Linked DNA regions of Mus musculus: region 2 is linked to region 1. The links are chromatin loops, found by intact Hi-C in ENCODE. Cell type or tissue: left cerebral cortex. All regions are shown on one strand.

Region 1 (8,000 bases):
GGCTGGATGAGGGTGGGATGGGCATGGGAACAGGTGAGATAAGGTCGGGGCAAGGACGGGGGAGAGAATACTGAGAGAGACAACTGGAATTGTGGTGGGGGGCATCTCTGGGATGAGCTAGACATCTCGGGCAATGGAGACTCCCAGGAATCTGAGGGTGACCCTAGCTAAGATTCCTAACATAAGGAGCCTGAACCAGCCATCTCTTATAATGATTCAAGACTTCCAGTGAGGGATTGGGATACCAACCTAGCCACAAAACCTTTGACTTACAATTTATCCTTCCCTACAAGACGTGCTGGGGTAAAGGTAGCTCAGAAACTGTGAGAGTGGCCAACCAATGGCTGGTCCCTGGTTTAGCTTGAGATCCATTCCATGAGAGGGAATGTACCCTTAACATTGCCTAGATGGCCAGGACCCAGAGACTGCATAGTCCAGAGACCTAGAATAAAATCAAACGCTAAGAGAAAAAAAATGATTTTCTACTATACTCAGAGATTGGTTCCTAGCCCAGTTGCCATCAGAGAGGCTCCACCCAGCAACTGATGGAAACAGATGCAGAGACCCACAGCCACACATTAGATGGAGCTTGGGGAGTCCTGCTGAAGAGGGGGAAGAAGAATGCGCAGAGGACCTGGTGCAGACCCGTGCAGTCCTTCTGCATACTGCTTCAGTCTCTGTAAGTTCCTAGGTGCCTTGATTGGTTGATTCAGAGGGCCTTATTCTCCTGGTGTCCTCCATCCCCTCTGGCTCTTCCCCTGGGAGACAAGATCTCACAAGCGTGTTACCTCACAGAGACTGTTGAGGCCAGGACTATACATATACACACCAGAAAGCACAAGAGTCATTGAGCAGGCAGGTCAGGAGCCAGCACCTCACAGCTGGTCAACAGTGGCACTTTGGTGGGATTAGAGAGGGTGAAGCTGTTTGCCCACAGTGAGCAGCTGAAGGGGCCAGGGCACCCAGGCTGGCGGTCACACAGCCTCAACCTCTCACTGCTGGGTTAAGGAGCCTGCGTGACCTGCTTTTAGTTCTCTTTCAAAGCAGAGGTAAACAGACAGTTCAGGTTAAGTAATTCTAACAAGTTCTAGTGCTTACGTGGGAGAAAGGTGCTAAGATGGCTTTGCTTAAGGAAGTTCCCCTCACGCTCCTATGTTCAGTGAGAAACAAAGACATTTTTCTTCAGTTTTCTGCTCCTGGATAGTTCCAGTTGTAGGTCTGCTGCTATCAGCACCAGATCATGAGAAAATGCTCTGAATGAGAAAACTGCCTTTTTCTCCTCTCCTCTCCTCTCCTCTCCTCTCCTCTCCTCTCCTCTCCTCTCCTCTCCTCTCCTCTCCTCTCCTCTCCTCCCCTCTTCTTCCTTCCTTCTTTCCTCCCTTCTTTTTTCCTGTCTTCCTTCCTTCTTTTTTCCTGTCTTCCTTCCTTCTTTCCTTCCTTCTTTTCTTCCTTCTTTCCTTCCTTCTTTTTTCCTTTCTCTCTCTCTGTTTCTCTCTCTCTCTCTTTCATGAGCAGTTAAGATCTTCTGCCTCTTGATTTTTTTTTTAATTAGGTATTTTCTTTATTTAAATCTCAAATGCTATCTATCTCCTTTCCTGGTTTCCTCTCCAAAAATCCCCTATCCCCTCACTCCTCCCCCTGCTCTCCAACCCACCCACTCCCACTCCTGATTATTTTTATCCCAGCAATGAAAAAAAGAAAAGAAAAGAAAAAAGAAAACAAAACAAAACAAAACCCACTTCTCTGAAACCCAGCCTGACCTCATCATTCCTACCAGCGAGGGCGGCAAAGTGAGGTCTTCCCATGAGCTCAACTGGCTCCCTTCAGCCCAGCAGGCAAGTCCCTGAGAAACTGATGTCTGTCAGTGGACACTTACACACCGCCTGATAGTCCCAGAGCTTTATGGAACACACAGCTTTACAGTGGCCACCAGAATGTCAGTGCAAAAGGAGACATCTTTATTGTTGGCTAGTCTTCAAACATGACCACACTAAGTCAGAATAACTCTGTTAGAGTCAACACATGCTTATTCAAATTTGTAGTTTGGTGACATAGAAACACAGAGGTCATCATGTTCATGCTTAGCCTGCAATCTTCCATCATTCTTGCTTAACTATGACACCTGGAATCTAGGAAATACCTTAACTGAGATATTTAAGGTGGTGAGAATCCACTGTGTGGTTGGAGCCTAAGAACAGTGGTGAATTTTTGCTTAAAGACAGGTTCTTACTTATGAAAATGAAATAGGTGTTCAGCTTCTCCCTGCAGAGGGCACGGGAACACTGTCTTGGAAGACTGATAACCTATCATTTTTGAAACCCAGGCAAAATGGGCTTGTTTTTTTAAGGCTAAGTCCACACAGAAAGTTAAAGGTATTAAGAACTTGCTAATATGTCAACTGATAAAATCACGGAAAACACAAAAAATGGAAGAGGACGAGATGCAGTTGGTTAGGACCAGGTCACTGCATTTAGTTTCTGGTGAATGCCAGCGTTTGGAATAGCAACATTTTGCTAAACTTCTTCTTTACCCATGAGCCCTTGCATTGAACGGATTGGCAAATGAAGGCCTTCTGGGGTCATTCCTGACGGTGCAGTGTGTTCCAAGGAAGGCACTAGAGAAACCAGGTGGAGCTAGAATGTCTGAAGGAAATCTGCTTTACCTTATGTTCTGTTGCTTAGAAACAAGTCTCAAGTCCCAGGCAGTTACACATCAGGTTGGTCGGGGTCTCTTGAACCTGCAGCAGTCTATGGATCTTGTTACATACACTGCTTCTAGTGTGTAGTAGCATTCACAGAGAACACTTTACAAATGGCCCAGCTCTGCCTCTACCTTACTCCATAATGCTGGACATGCTTTGACAAATGAATATATACATATAATATATAATATGTAATACATATATAATATATAACACACATATAATATATAATATGTAATACATATATAATATAAAATATGTAATATAAAATATGTAATATATAATATGCAATATATAATATGTAATATATAATATATATACACTCACATACATGTATGTATGTCTATATCTATCTACATATTCTTTCTTTCTATGTATCTATCTATCTATCTATCTATCTATCTATCTATCTATCTATCTATCTATCTTAGGGGGCTGGAGAGATGGCTCAGTGGTTAAGAGCACTGATTGCTCTTCCAGAGTTCCTCAGTTCAATTCCCAGCAACCACATGGTGGCTCACAACCATCTGTAATGAGATCTGATGCCCACTTTTGGAGTGTCCGAAGAAAGCTACACATATATATATATATATATAATAAATCTTTACTTATATATAATTAAAGATACCACCTATTTTAACCTACTCCCATTTTGCAGGTTAGAAAGAGAAGAGAAGAGAAGAGAAGAGAAGAGAAGAGAAGAGAAGAGAAGAGAAGAGAAGAGAAGAAAAACCATCTGGTGAGATTATATGGCTTGAAGACTTCCAGGGAAGGAGTTTGAAAGCTTGTTTTGTAACATTGCTTACTACAACACAAATGGCTTACCACACCTTGTCTCCTCATCAGAGAGAAATGATGAGTCTTGTAGATTTCATATGGGGATTCAATCATTTGTATAAATTATCTTGTAGCCTAACTTGCTGGTGGTTCAGGCCCCAAAACATCGTCACTGAACTCCCAATCTTTCTACAGAGCTACACTCGTTCCCTACCTGCCTAAAAGCCTACCTCACAAGAGAAGGTTCTAGCACAATCACGCCAGTCTTCACTTGGGAATCTAGAAACTCAAGCATGCAGGATTTCATAATTTGTTCAAGATCCAGGTGCACAGTGCAGGAAGAAGTCACACTGTTTTAAGCAGAAGGGCTGTTCTTTGGAGTAGGGCTGTGCTCACTAAGTGTAGTAGGACGTAAGGTTTACTGGTGTTACAGACCCAAGAGAGTCTTACCGACAGACGTGTGCTCCATGTCGTCAGCCAAGAGAAAATCAGTCCTGTTCTTCCTTTGGTCATTTACTCAGCAATACATTAAACATCTATTATGGACCAAGAATTGTTTTAGGGACTTAATATATGTCAGTGAACAGAACTAACAGAGATGTTCATCTTTACAAAGTATGAATTTTAGGAGAGAGTGGAAATAATAAATATTATAAACTGGGAGGGGAGAGATAAGAACTTCAGGAGCTGATGAAGCTGGCTCAGGAGAAGCAAAGTCAGGAGAGGCATCATGAAGGAGACACAGAAGCTAAACTTTAGAGGAAGCACAGCCTCCTCTAGCATTTAGAGGCATCTGGGGCTAGTGAGTTGGAGACAGAGGAGGCCAGCAGCACCACTAGCAGGAGAGGCATCATGAAGGAGACACAGAAGCTAAACTTTAGAGGAAGCACAGCCTCCCCAGGCATTTAGAGGCATCTGGGGCTAGTGAGTTGGAGACAGAGGAGGCCAGCAGCACCACTAGCAGGAAGACAGAGGCCAGTGCCACGCTGTCACCAGTAAAACCTGAAGAGCTCACCTAATTTTAGAGGACCCCAACTCAGGTTAAATCCAAGATTCAGGGCTTCAGTGTGGAGGGATGAGACAGCGTGGAGCAGAGCTGGAGTTTGTTGAAAAAAGAAAGTTGTCAGGAAAGAGCAGAGCTCACTATAGCCATGGGGCAAGCTTCTCAAAGAAGTGTTGCAGTTCCGTTAAAGACATTTTAATGTAGATTTATAAACACAAAGTGGAGGTGTTCCGAGAAAGAACAAGACCTACTCAAGTGTGGATATGAACTTGTTTGTTTGCTTATTTTATTTTTATTTTTTTAAAGATTTATTTTATGTATATGAGTACACTGTAGCTGTCTTCAGACACACCAGAAGAGGGCATCAGATCTCATTACAGATGGTTGTGAGCCACCATGTGGTTGCTGGGATTTGAACTCAGGACCTCTGGAAGAGCAATCAGTGCTCTTAACCGCTGAGTCATCTCTTCAGCCCCCTAACATCCTTTAGATCTTTAAGATTCTCAGCTAAATATTTGGAGTTATATAACTCCAAGCATTCACTTGAATTCAGCTTATTTTTTCTAACGACCTCTAAGCTCCCTCATAGGCATGTAAGAAATGCTTGGCTACCACACTTCTACCTTTAAACTTCACATGCACAGGTGCTGCATGCGTGGCTGTTTATGTACCACTTGAGTGTCTGGTGCCTGTGGAGGCTGAAGGCCCCTCCCCCTTTCTGTGGTGACAGAAGAAGAATGCATAAGCTCTCCTGGAACTGTAGTCACAGATGGTTACTAGCTGCCTCGTGGGTGGCTGCTGGGACCTGAACCAGGTCCTCTGGAAGAGCAGGCAGTGCTCTTAACCAGGGAGGCATCTCTCCTGTCCTCTATTCTAGTTTTATAGCAATAAATGATTATTTGAGGGATTGAATCAATGTTTCTATTTCAGGATTTATTTCCCAATTTGGAGACGTTGTAGGCCAAGCTCCTCGGGCCAGTCTGGTGAACCTGGTAGTGTAACTTTTCACCAGCTTGTTTTTAAGGCAGGTCAAAGGCAGAATGGAGAATTTACCTGACCAAGAGCTCTGCTGGGCCCTTATCCCCTGCCTTTTGTTTCCATTCAAACTTCCACCGTTTCCTGGTAAGAAGCGCCTTTGTGTTGGAGGCAACCTTGCAGCTCTCTCCCACATCCCGGAGAGATTCCAGCCCTGGCTTGGGTCACTCTTTTGTCCTGTGGTATTTCCTGTTGCTGAGGTGGGAAATACCTGTTCCCACCTTGCTTCTCCCTTATTACTCAGAGGAGCCAGCTCAGGGTGACAGAAGGATGGCCAGAGTGGAGACACCAGGACTGGGAGCAGTCTGGGAACCTTTTAGTTTTGAGAAAAGCCAGGAGCTCTGTTCCTAAAAGCTTACAACACTGTGTGAATAGAAGCACAGGTTTACTTTGGATTCCCCACACTCCCCCTCCCCCCCCCCAAAAAAAAACCTGTGTGAAATGAAAATTTAATTTACAAATAACCCAGAGAGGTCTTTTACATGTCCAATATATTGTTTAGAGCAAAGAAAAAAAAAGCCTCTGAAAGATAATTTTTACACTAAGAGCACAGCCAACATCCTTAGAATCTGCTGACTTCCTGCCTTGAAAAAGATATTACTATGAGTGAGCGGAGAGTCAGAATGAAGTTCGGGCAAACATTTCCAATTCCCCATGGTACCACTCGTGACCGTGTCCTAGGCTTGCACAATCAGTGAGCCAGTCCTACCTGCTTGCATTCCTTCAGAGCCTCTGCTCACTGTGTACACGTCTCTGTGTAATACAAGTGTCATCATCCCTGGACTTTATCTTCTCTGACACTCAGTGAGCCCCTCTTGTATTCAGACTCTGTTCATGGGCTGCCTGAGCCTGGGATGCCTCAGCTAAGAGCCAGGGCTGGCCTGGGAGGCAGTGCCTCTCAGCTTTTTGAGTCTGATCCCCAGTGGCCGCTTATTTCTAAAGCCCTTGTTGCACAAAGCATGAGTGTCTAAACTGCTAAGCCGAAGGAGAAGTTCCAGGCAGAAAAACTAAAACCCAAAACCCTGTCCCATCTCTTTTGGTTTGAATGAAGGACATAAATGATAAGGGATAAGCAAGTGCTTTAAAGGTTCAATGACAAACACAAATAACTGCTTTGGACATCTCATCTGAAGCGAATCCAAACTTTGGAAGGAGACAGAATACCAGAATTTGCTTAATTCTAGCCCCCCAAATTGTATTCCTTTATAAAGATTTCTTTTGTTTTCTTTCTTTTTCGGTGTTTTGTTTTGTTATTTTTTTTCGAGACAGGGTTTCTCTGTGTAGCCCTGGCTGTCCTGGAACTCACTCTGTAGAACAGGCTGACCTCGAACTCAGAAATCCGCCTGTCTCTGCCTCCCGAGTGCTGGGCTTAAAGGCGTGCGCCACCACGCCCGGCAAGCTCACTCATTTTTAAGTCTGGCAGTGATAACAGAAAAGAGCTTAAAACAATAACAAAACCCTACAATCCAGATAAGCAAATTGCTATAACCTCTATGGAACAGAAATTATACATGTTAGCATTTTGTCTAAGCTCCACCCTAAAGTTACCTGGCAATAGCCAGGTGTTCCTGACTCACTATAAAAGGAGCTGTTTGCCCCCTCCTCTTGTCCTTGCTCTTGCCTTCTGGTTCCCTTTCGGTTCTCTTGCCCCCTCCCCCCTCTCTCCTACTCCCCTCCCCCCCCTCTCCTCGTGCTCATAGTGGGCCTCTATGTCTCTTCTCTCTCTCTCTCTCTCTCTCTCTCTCTCTCTCTCTCTCTCCCTCTCCCTCTCCCTCTCCCTCTCCCTCTCCCTCTCCCTCTCCCTCTCCCTCTCCCTCTCCCTCTCCCTCTCCCTCTCCCTCTCCCTCTCCCTCTCCCTTTCTCTGCCTCTACTACCCTCTTAACTCCCCTTCCCATGCCCTGAATAAACGCTATTCTATACTATACCTTCATGTGGCTGGTCCCTCATGGGGAAGAGATGCCCCACACCTCACCACACCTCCACAAAACATATCCCCTCCTCTCTTTATCTTTTTATAAACATCAATATATACTTATCAAAACTCCTTCAGACTCATCAACTTTATTTCTAAGGCTATAACACACAATTCTATTTTACCAGCATGAAATAATAATACAATATTTATCCAATACAATATTATCCATCACACTGTTTTTATAAGTGAGATATAAAGGCTAAAACAACTCAAATGTTCATTAACTATGGATTGCTTAAATAATTTATGGTACCCACAGACACTGTGGTTCAGAGATAATGAAGAACTATGTGTCAATAAGAAGTAACATCCCCCAGTTGGAGATGACTCAGTGGTTAAGAGCACTGACTGCTCCTCCAAAGGTCCTGAGTTCAAATCCCAGCAACCACATGGTGGCTCAACCATCTGTAATGAGGTCTGACAGCCTCTTCTGGTGTGTCTGAAGACAGCTACAGTGTGCTTACAGGTAATAAATAAATAAATCTTTAACAACAAAAAATGTTGGGTT
Region 2 (8,000 bases), 61 kb before region 1:
GAAATTCTAGATGTGGGAGTTTTAAAGAATGTTTTTGCTTTCACTTAGCAATTAAAAATTGAAGTGGTTATAACAAAAACTCCCCTCCCCCAACACATATTTTTCCCATATTATGTCCACTGTACTAAGGCAAATAGGAATTATTTTCTATTTTTCACTTCACTTGTATGTGGGCTTCCCATATTATCAAATAATAGAACTTCCAGTGTCTTCCATTTCATAATCACTGTATTATTTATTTAATTCTTACACTAAGACAATATTTGTTCCTTACCTGAAGTTAAAGTTTAATGGGCTGCCATATTTTATGTGATAACCCTTCCTTCAGAGTTAGAACTTAGTGAAAGAAGAATGTCCTGAAACCCAAGGCTGGAGTAGCAGTTGTGTGGGCTGGACAGCTCTGTCCTAGGTTGGAAGGGGTTGCCATGTTGTCTTCAGAGTGCAAGTGTGTGTCTGAGAAAGTATGGGAGAATGAGAGTCCTCTGTAGTCTATAATCTACAGTCTAGAGCCGTGATTCTCAACCTAATTCTAATTCCTAGTCCTGTAACCCCTGTGTTGTGGTGACCCCCAATCATAAAGTTGGTTGCTACTTTATAACTGTGATGTTGCTACTGTTAGAATCATAATCTATGTGTTTTCTGCTGGCCCTAGGCAGCTCTTATGAAAAGGTCGTTTGACCCTCACAAGGGGTCATGACCCACAGGTTGTCAAGGATCTCCGAGAGGTGATGGGAGAGAAAAGCTGAAGGGTCCCTAGGAAAATGAAGCCTTTCTGAGAGACCTTGCATAGATAAGGTGACCGAGGGAACCAAGAAAGGAGAGCCTTTGGGGATTTTAAGCCACTAGATGGTTTATACAGATTGAGCCCATTAAGCCCTCCTGTTATTGCACTTTAGAATTAGGTGTAGCTCAGGTGACTTCTCAGGTGGCAAACCAGAGCATTCTCTGTGGTGGTCCTGGCTGGGCTCCTCCCCCCCAATACCCCCCACCTTTAGGCACAGTGGATGTTCTCATCACTTCTTAGGACACAACTCACCCGTTCCCTTCCCTCCCCGTTCCCTTTTTGTGGGCTTATTCATTCAGAGTGTGCCCCAGTCGTAGCACTCAGCTGCCCTGGCCCCGAGAGAAGGCCACACAGAGCTAGGCATTGTTGATCCAGATCTGGGACCACCCGGGTGGGAGCAGTGGAAACACAACCTAGTAACACAGAGGCCTCATGACTGACAGCAGCTTCGGGTCAAGTGCCCTGCAGGCTGCCCGGAAAGAGGCCCTGCATTCCGGGGGCCCCATCGGGGTCTCCTCCACAAAGCCCCATCCAGAGGGAAACAAACCCTCCCTCCAAGCTCCCTTCAGACTCTATGCTAGAATCCCTGTGCTAGAATCCCGTCCACCTCCCTTGAATACAGGAAAAGGAAAACAAGGACCTTAACTTCTGAGGGCCTAGAAACTTAAAGAAAATGTGGTGTGTGTGTGTGTGTGTGTGTGTGTGAGAGAGAGAGAGAGGGAGAGAGAGAGAACAACCAACAAAACAGAAACAACAAACAACAACCAAAACAAACAAAAAAAACTAAATATATTTACTTAGTAACAGTAGAAAATGTTAGCCTACTGTTTTTTTCATAGTTCTGTTTATGAACAGACTTATGAGCACCCATGTGGGGATATTGACCTCTTTCCTTCTCATTCTGGTCAGACTGGGACTGAGATTCCCTGCTCCACAGACACAATGGCCCCGGCCAGTCTCACACAGTCCAGCTTCTTAAGATGGCTCCGTGGCCTTCACAAACTAACTCCACCTTAGGTGTAGAGTGCAGAGAAATTGGCTAAGAAACAAATACATTCTAGTAGTGGGTTGACTTCCTCTGTGCTTCCCAGATCACTTTCCAACATCTAGAATATTCCACAGGCTTGCGGATATTGATCTCTTGTTGATAACTGAGTTTTGTTCTCTCTGTTTTGAGCCATCTCCATCCTATTCCCAGACTGGCTACGTGAGTATCGTCTATGCCTTAGAAAAAGATTCAAATACATTGATTTTTAAAAGAAACCTCCTATAGGAAAACTGATAAAAATTAAGAAAAATGCAAACGTGCTAAATTTTATATTATCAAACATGAGTCATTCTACTGAAGTCTTCCTAAGGATGGCCTACCCTCTGCAAGCTCTATTTAGGAAACTTGTCTGTAGGTGACTGCCCCCTGCTGGTAGCCAGCGAGATTAAAGGCTATACAGCTAGAACTTCAAGCTGGAGGTTTTGTGATATTGCTCACCAGTTCTTTTATTACGAAGCTTGAAGGAGAATAGTCTCCCATAAGTGGTTATTAGTAACCGGGGCTGCTTTGAAATGCCTTTTGGGATCCAATCCCGTCCTTTCTCTAAATGGCAGCGGTAATAACAGAGATAAAGCTATTTAATTTGAAGGTCAGACAGGACAATCACTGTTTGAAAGAGCCCCATGGTAGAGTTCTGCTTTTCTAAGCCCAACACAGAAATGATCCCTTTTATATGTGAAATCAGAATCTGACCTGGGCAACCAAGTGCAAGTGTCGGAGCACCATGACTCCCTCATCTCCTCCTCCTTTTGACTCCTGTTTTAAGAGATTGAGCATGTCATTACATATTGCCTCATGGCTGACATCCCCAGCTGATTCTGCCAAGATTTTACTGCCCAGAGAGGCATCTTTCTCTAACACTTCTTGAGCTCACTACCATATGTCCATCAACGGGGAAAAGAATAAATAACATACAAATGTATTAATGTAAAACTATTTTTTCTTTATTGAAAATACATCTACAAAGTGAAGTTTCCCAGTCCACAGTGGGTACACACATAGGCAGAGCCCGGGATGGACCAGCAAAAGGATCACCCTTGTGAATCTGTTTCTGTAAGAAATGGTTAGTATAAAAAATATCACACCGGGTAAACAGCATTAATTTGATGCGATTAAGGTCTGTTCAACTAGTGTCGAAAAATGACTGCCACATAGATTAACCTCTGTAGTGTATTTCCCAAATAGAGCTTGCCATTAAATGATTACTCCCCCGCAGCCTAGTGTTAACCTTTCTATACATGGGATGCTCAGGATCTCTAGAAATTATCTCTAACTGTAGACTGGGAGATGCCATTCTAGATGCTCAGTCTGTTAGCATAATTATGTCCATTCATCATTTTCGCTCAGAAAGTCTGAAGCAGCTGGTACTGTCAGATGGCTCTCACTGAGTATCTTTGATTGGATATTCCTAAGGGAGTGAATATAATCTCTTTTAAACCTGGGAGCTGCCTCGCCTGAAAAGAATTCTCCTGCTGTGTTTTCTTCCATCCTCAGTGATGTTATCCTCATGCTGATTCATCTGTCTTTTTTTTTTTTTTTTTTTGGTAGGGACATAAACAAGCACACTCCACTCTAGATGAGACTTTTGAATGATTTGTCAAGAGACATCTCTATACAAAAAAGAGTATGTTGTTTTTGTCATCCTAAGAACGCCTGGTTAAAATAGTAAAAACAAAACAAATAAAAAAACCAAAAAAAAAAAATCTTTTTCAGAAATGAGACCATCCACCCAGCGTATGGATCTGTCCCAGAGATGTGGTTGGTTGGACTGGGAGATGAGGAGGAAGTGGTGTTATGACGTCGTTTCTTTGGGGGCTGATTAGGGACTGAAGAGGAAGTGTTTAGGCTAACAGAAAAAGGGTTGAGATATAGCTCTCCATTTTAGTCTTTAAAGAAAACCAACTTTTCCTGATCTTTCAAAGAATCCTCCCTTTTGTAATGTTGGCCATACTCTATTCTTTCTCCACTCTTTAGTGTTCCACACTAAGACTTGAGCACACTTGCTAGTCTTCTCTTTATTTCCTAGACATCTAATTGAAGAGACTGTCTTCCCTTGGATTTGGGAAGTGTACCCCAGAAGGGAGGGCCTCTAGTATTGGAAAACAAAACAGGACAATAGGCCTTCTAGGATGGCCTTCCACCTGTCTACTGATAGAACGAACATTTTGAACCCAGGATCTAGTGAGCCACACACAGCCTGCCCCTAGAGAGAAATGTCCATTCCCAATAAGTGTCCTGTCTGAGATCCTCATGGTGTACAGGGGCAGGGTCCTTCCTGATGTTCCAGAAGTTTGGGCTAGAGAGGCCTGTCTAGGAGTCACTCATTTTCCGGATGAGAACACTGAGGCCAATGGATGAGACAAGGCTCACTCTAGACCATTTGGGAGCCTCACTCTCCGCTCCTCCTCACAGCTGTGCTGTGTGCATGTGGGGATTGCCCTGATGCTGACAAAGTCAGGGCAGGAGTCAGAAGAAATGGGAACCTCTCAGCTACTCAATGGGTAACTGATAATTGCTCATCAAGTTGTAATGTTTTAAGATTAAAACTCAGTTGCATTCTGAAGGATTTTTACATCTTGAAAGTTGATTTTAAAACTTTTTTTTTCGGTAGCCTATCATTTGCTTAATTCTTTTACTTACAGAGCAATGGCACAGGATCGTTTGCCACCTAAATTGGTAATATCGAAACTGTGTTTGATTGTAGTAGCTTACTTGGTAAGAATAATATGAAATGACTTAAAATTTTCAAATGTAGGCTAAAACCGATAGGTTTGGGCTGCTGCAGAGCCCTCCTTTGTGTTTGGCCGTTTTCCAATCCTATCAGAGTAGGGAGGAAAGAGGAGCTCACTGGGAAAGTGAGCCCAGGGAGATGGATACATTGTAGAACAGTTTCCAACACTTGGTGCTTAAGAAAGCACTTCTCTGTCCGTCTACATCTTGGTTTCGCTGTCTGCCACGGGTTTCTCCGGTTCATTGTCCTGGGCAATCAGCTGATACGGCTTCTTCATTTCGTTCTCCTCAATCACCGAGTTCCCCATTTCAACATCTCGGTTCTTCAGTTCATGTCGGGACAAGTGCTCGACAATCCCTGCTCCGAGGGAGTCACCCAGTACGTTGGTGGTGGTTCGGAGGCGGTCCCTGCAGGTGAGGCAGGCAGGAAGGAAAAGAGAGGGTCCCATGAAAACCACTAGATCCCAGCACCTATCGTGAGTTGGCTGGAGAAGGCTTTAGAAGGATCTTTTAGGGGCTGGAGAGATGGCTCAGTGGTTAAGAGCACTGACTGCTCTTCTAGAGGTCCTGAGTTCAATTCCCAGCAACCACATGGTGCCTCATAACCATCTGTAATGAGATCTGACGCCCTCTTCTGGAGTGTCTGAAGACAGCTACAGTGTACTTACATATAATAAATAAATAAATCTTAAAAAAAAAAGAAGTATCTTTTAAGTTCTGGGTAATGTAATAGTGGAATGATTTCATACTTGGACCCACAACACCTACAACTAATCACAAGTAAGTGATTAGTTTCCAGCTATTTAGTGTGACTATAAACAGAAGGTGAACAGTGAGGACCTCCCCCCCCCCCCCCATGTGTGTGTGTGTGCTCGAGCACCCGCACACGCTCTATGTGTGCATGTACATATGTGTGGAAGCCAGAAGTGTGGTCTTTAATTATTCTCCACTTTGTTTTGAAATAAGGTGTCTCACTGGAGATTTAGCTAGATTGGCTTGCTAGCCGTTCCAAAGGGTCCTCTTGCTTCCCTCTGCCTTTCCAGTGCCAATGTTGGAGATTTATAGGTGTGTGACATTGTGCTCTGCTCTTTTTACATGGGCACTGTTCCGAGGCTGGAACTCAAGCCCTCATGCACACATCATGCAACCATACCAAATGAGTCATTTCCCCAGTCCTCTTTCCTGAGTTTATTTAACATTTTCTCTTTCTTTCATTCACCTTCCATTGTACTAACAGTTCTCAAAGCATGGGACAGAGTCTCCTTGGAGAAGCGTGCTGGGATAAAAACTATTTTTATACTAATACTATGGGCTCATTTGTTCCTTTTACTCTTTTTAAAAAAAGGATTTATTTATGTATGTATATGAGCATGCTATTTCTGACACACCAGAAGAGGGCTTCAGATCCAATTACAGATGGTTGTGAGCCACCACGTGGTTGCTGAGAATTGAACTCAGGACCTCTGGAAGTGCTCTTAACTGCTGAGCCATCTCTCCAGCCCCTCTCTTAAAGTACTCTTTATTTTCTCAGGAATTCCTCAGTATTGCGTAGACTTCATGCTGTATTACATCATAGAACACTGGATACAGGAGGAGCTGGGGCAGTTGTAGCTGTCTGATGTTAACCAAGACATTTTGGAGACTCACAAAATGTAATCCAGCAACATTCTTTCAGTAAACATTTTGTTTAAAAGTGATTATTTTTCACAAAAATTGTTATCATGTCAACATATAATGAATCATTATTCTAACTTAAAAATATAAGAAAAGGAAATGTCAGGCATTGTGGTGCACACCTTTAATCCCAGCACTAGGAAGGTAGAGGCAGGTGGATCTCTGTGAATTAGAAGCCAACCTGGTCTACAGAGTTGAGTTCAAGGATAGCCAGGACTACACACCAAAACAACAAAACAAAACAAAACAAAACAAAACAAAACAAAACAAAACAAAACAAAACAAAACAAAACAAACAAAAAACCTTGAGAGTAGAAGCTTGTATTTTACCAAAGTACTTTTTGGTTTTGTTGAGACAAGTTTTCATTTGGCCCAGGCTGCCTTTGAACTCATTATGTGGCTGAGGCTAGCCTTGAACTCTACTTCCCAGGCGCTGAGATTACAGGATTGAACAACCCTCCCTCCTCCCTCCCCTCTCAGTTGATGTGGTGCTGGGAAGGAACCCAGCGCCTCACGAACACTAGGCAAGCACTCTAGCAACTGAGCTACATCCTCAGCCCCAAAGGGTTTCTGTCAATTGATGCCCGGGGCTAGACCATAGGCTAAGTTCTTACCTGTCATTGAATTTAATCCCTATAGTGTCAGCAGAAGGCAGAGAACAATGGGCGTCGCTTAGGTAGGCTGACTACTGTCCAAGTGACCTGGATGAGCTCTGTTCCCTAGACTCTTCCTAGGTGTAGTGACATCATTACACATGGACTCTGGTATCCACTGTGTCCTCCTGGGGTCCCTCTTTGAGCATCCCTTAAACAATTCCTTCCCAGTAGAAGGGTATTTATGAGAGACAAGGGACAGACAATGTCCCTGGATGGGTGAGGAACGAAGGCTTGACGATGGGCCCTACGAGGTGGGGTCTGAGGACGCGTAGGGTACATTTCTTGGGATTTTCCTCAGAACCCCAAAGCAATTTCACTTGATAATGAGAGCCTTGCTTCCCACTGTCTGCACAGCTATCCTTCACTTCATGGGTCTCAGACATAAACATCTGTCCTGCATTGTCTCACTGTAATGGGGGGAAGGCCTGAGCTGGCACGTGGGGTCTGCAGCTCCAGCTGCTGAGAGGATGCGTTGTGCAACCCAGAGAGAGTCTGGCTGACTTATGTCAGCTTTGCAGACAGTGGGAGGAGTGAGTGGCTTTATGGAGTGGGAGGGAGAGCAGCCAGATGTGCCCCGCCCGCCGGCTGAGGGAGGAGGGAGTTTGCCTGACATGTTAGGATGGGACTCTAGGCAAGGACTGGGGGTCTGATGATGAAGATGATTCCATTACAAGCCAGTGTGTCTTCTGCAAGCCCACTAGGCTGATACCATTCTAGAACTGTGGGGATCCTGGAGGGAGATGGGCTTGCAGGTAGGAATCTGTGTATCAACACACAGCCCCCCAAATACTCACAGAAACCAGTCCACTGCAATGATGAGTGTGATGTCATCTGTGGGCAGGCCCACAGATGTCAGCACGATGACCATGGTGACCAGACCGGCCTGAGGAATCCCGGCTGCCCCGATGCTTGCGGCCGTGGCTGTGATGCTGTTGACAGAGGACCAAAACCGAAAAGTTTATAAATGTCTCCTAGTGGAGAGTACCTCGCAAGACTCGTGTTCCCATGCTCGAGAGGAGGACCTGCCTTAGAAGAATGGGAATAAATAAATACATAAATAAACAAACAATTCGCTGACTTAATGGTCAGACTAATTAAAATTGATCAT

What was found. A loop is a pair of places that touch in the nucleus more often than their neighbours do. Peaks named below come from ENCODE experiments on the same cell type or tissue, not always from the same donor. Only the 100,000 strongest peaks of a DNase experiment are listed, where the experiment ranks them.
Region 2: a loop joins it to region 1, with 2.4 times the contacts of the local background. A loop is called at or near these places in 3 of 42 quality-filtered maps.

What each region holds. Positions count from the first base shown.
Region 1 is chr15:8,692,498-8,700,497 of GRCm38, forward strand. The region is part of intron 2 of Slc1a3 (solute carrier family 1 (glial high affinity glutamate transporter), member 3); the gene reads right to left. Among named protein-coding and RNA genes, the nearest start is that of Slc1a3, 14 kb to the right of the region's middle. In left cerebral cortex, a CTCF peak has its summit at 4,766; a DNase peak (open chromatin) is centred at 5,233.
Region 2 is chr15:8,631,370-8,639,369 of GRCm38, forward strand. It overlaps Slc1a3 (solute carrier family 1 (glial high affinity glutamate transporter), member 3), which reads right to left. Exons shown (of 10, transcript NM_148938.3): 9 at 7,687-7,821; 10 at 2,755-4,970. The coding sequence ends at 4,763. Among named protein-coding and RNA genes, the nearest start is that of Gm46508, 53 kb to the left of the region's middle. In left cerebral cortex, a CTCF peak has its summit at 2,210 (motif pointing left); DNase peaks (open chromatin) are centred at 1,145, 2,209, 3,167 and 4,829.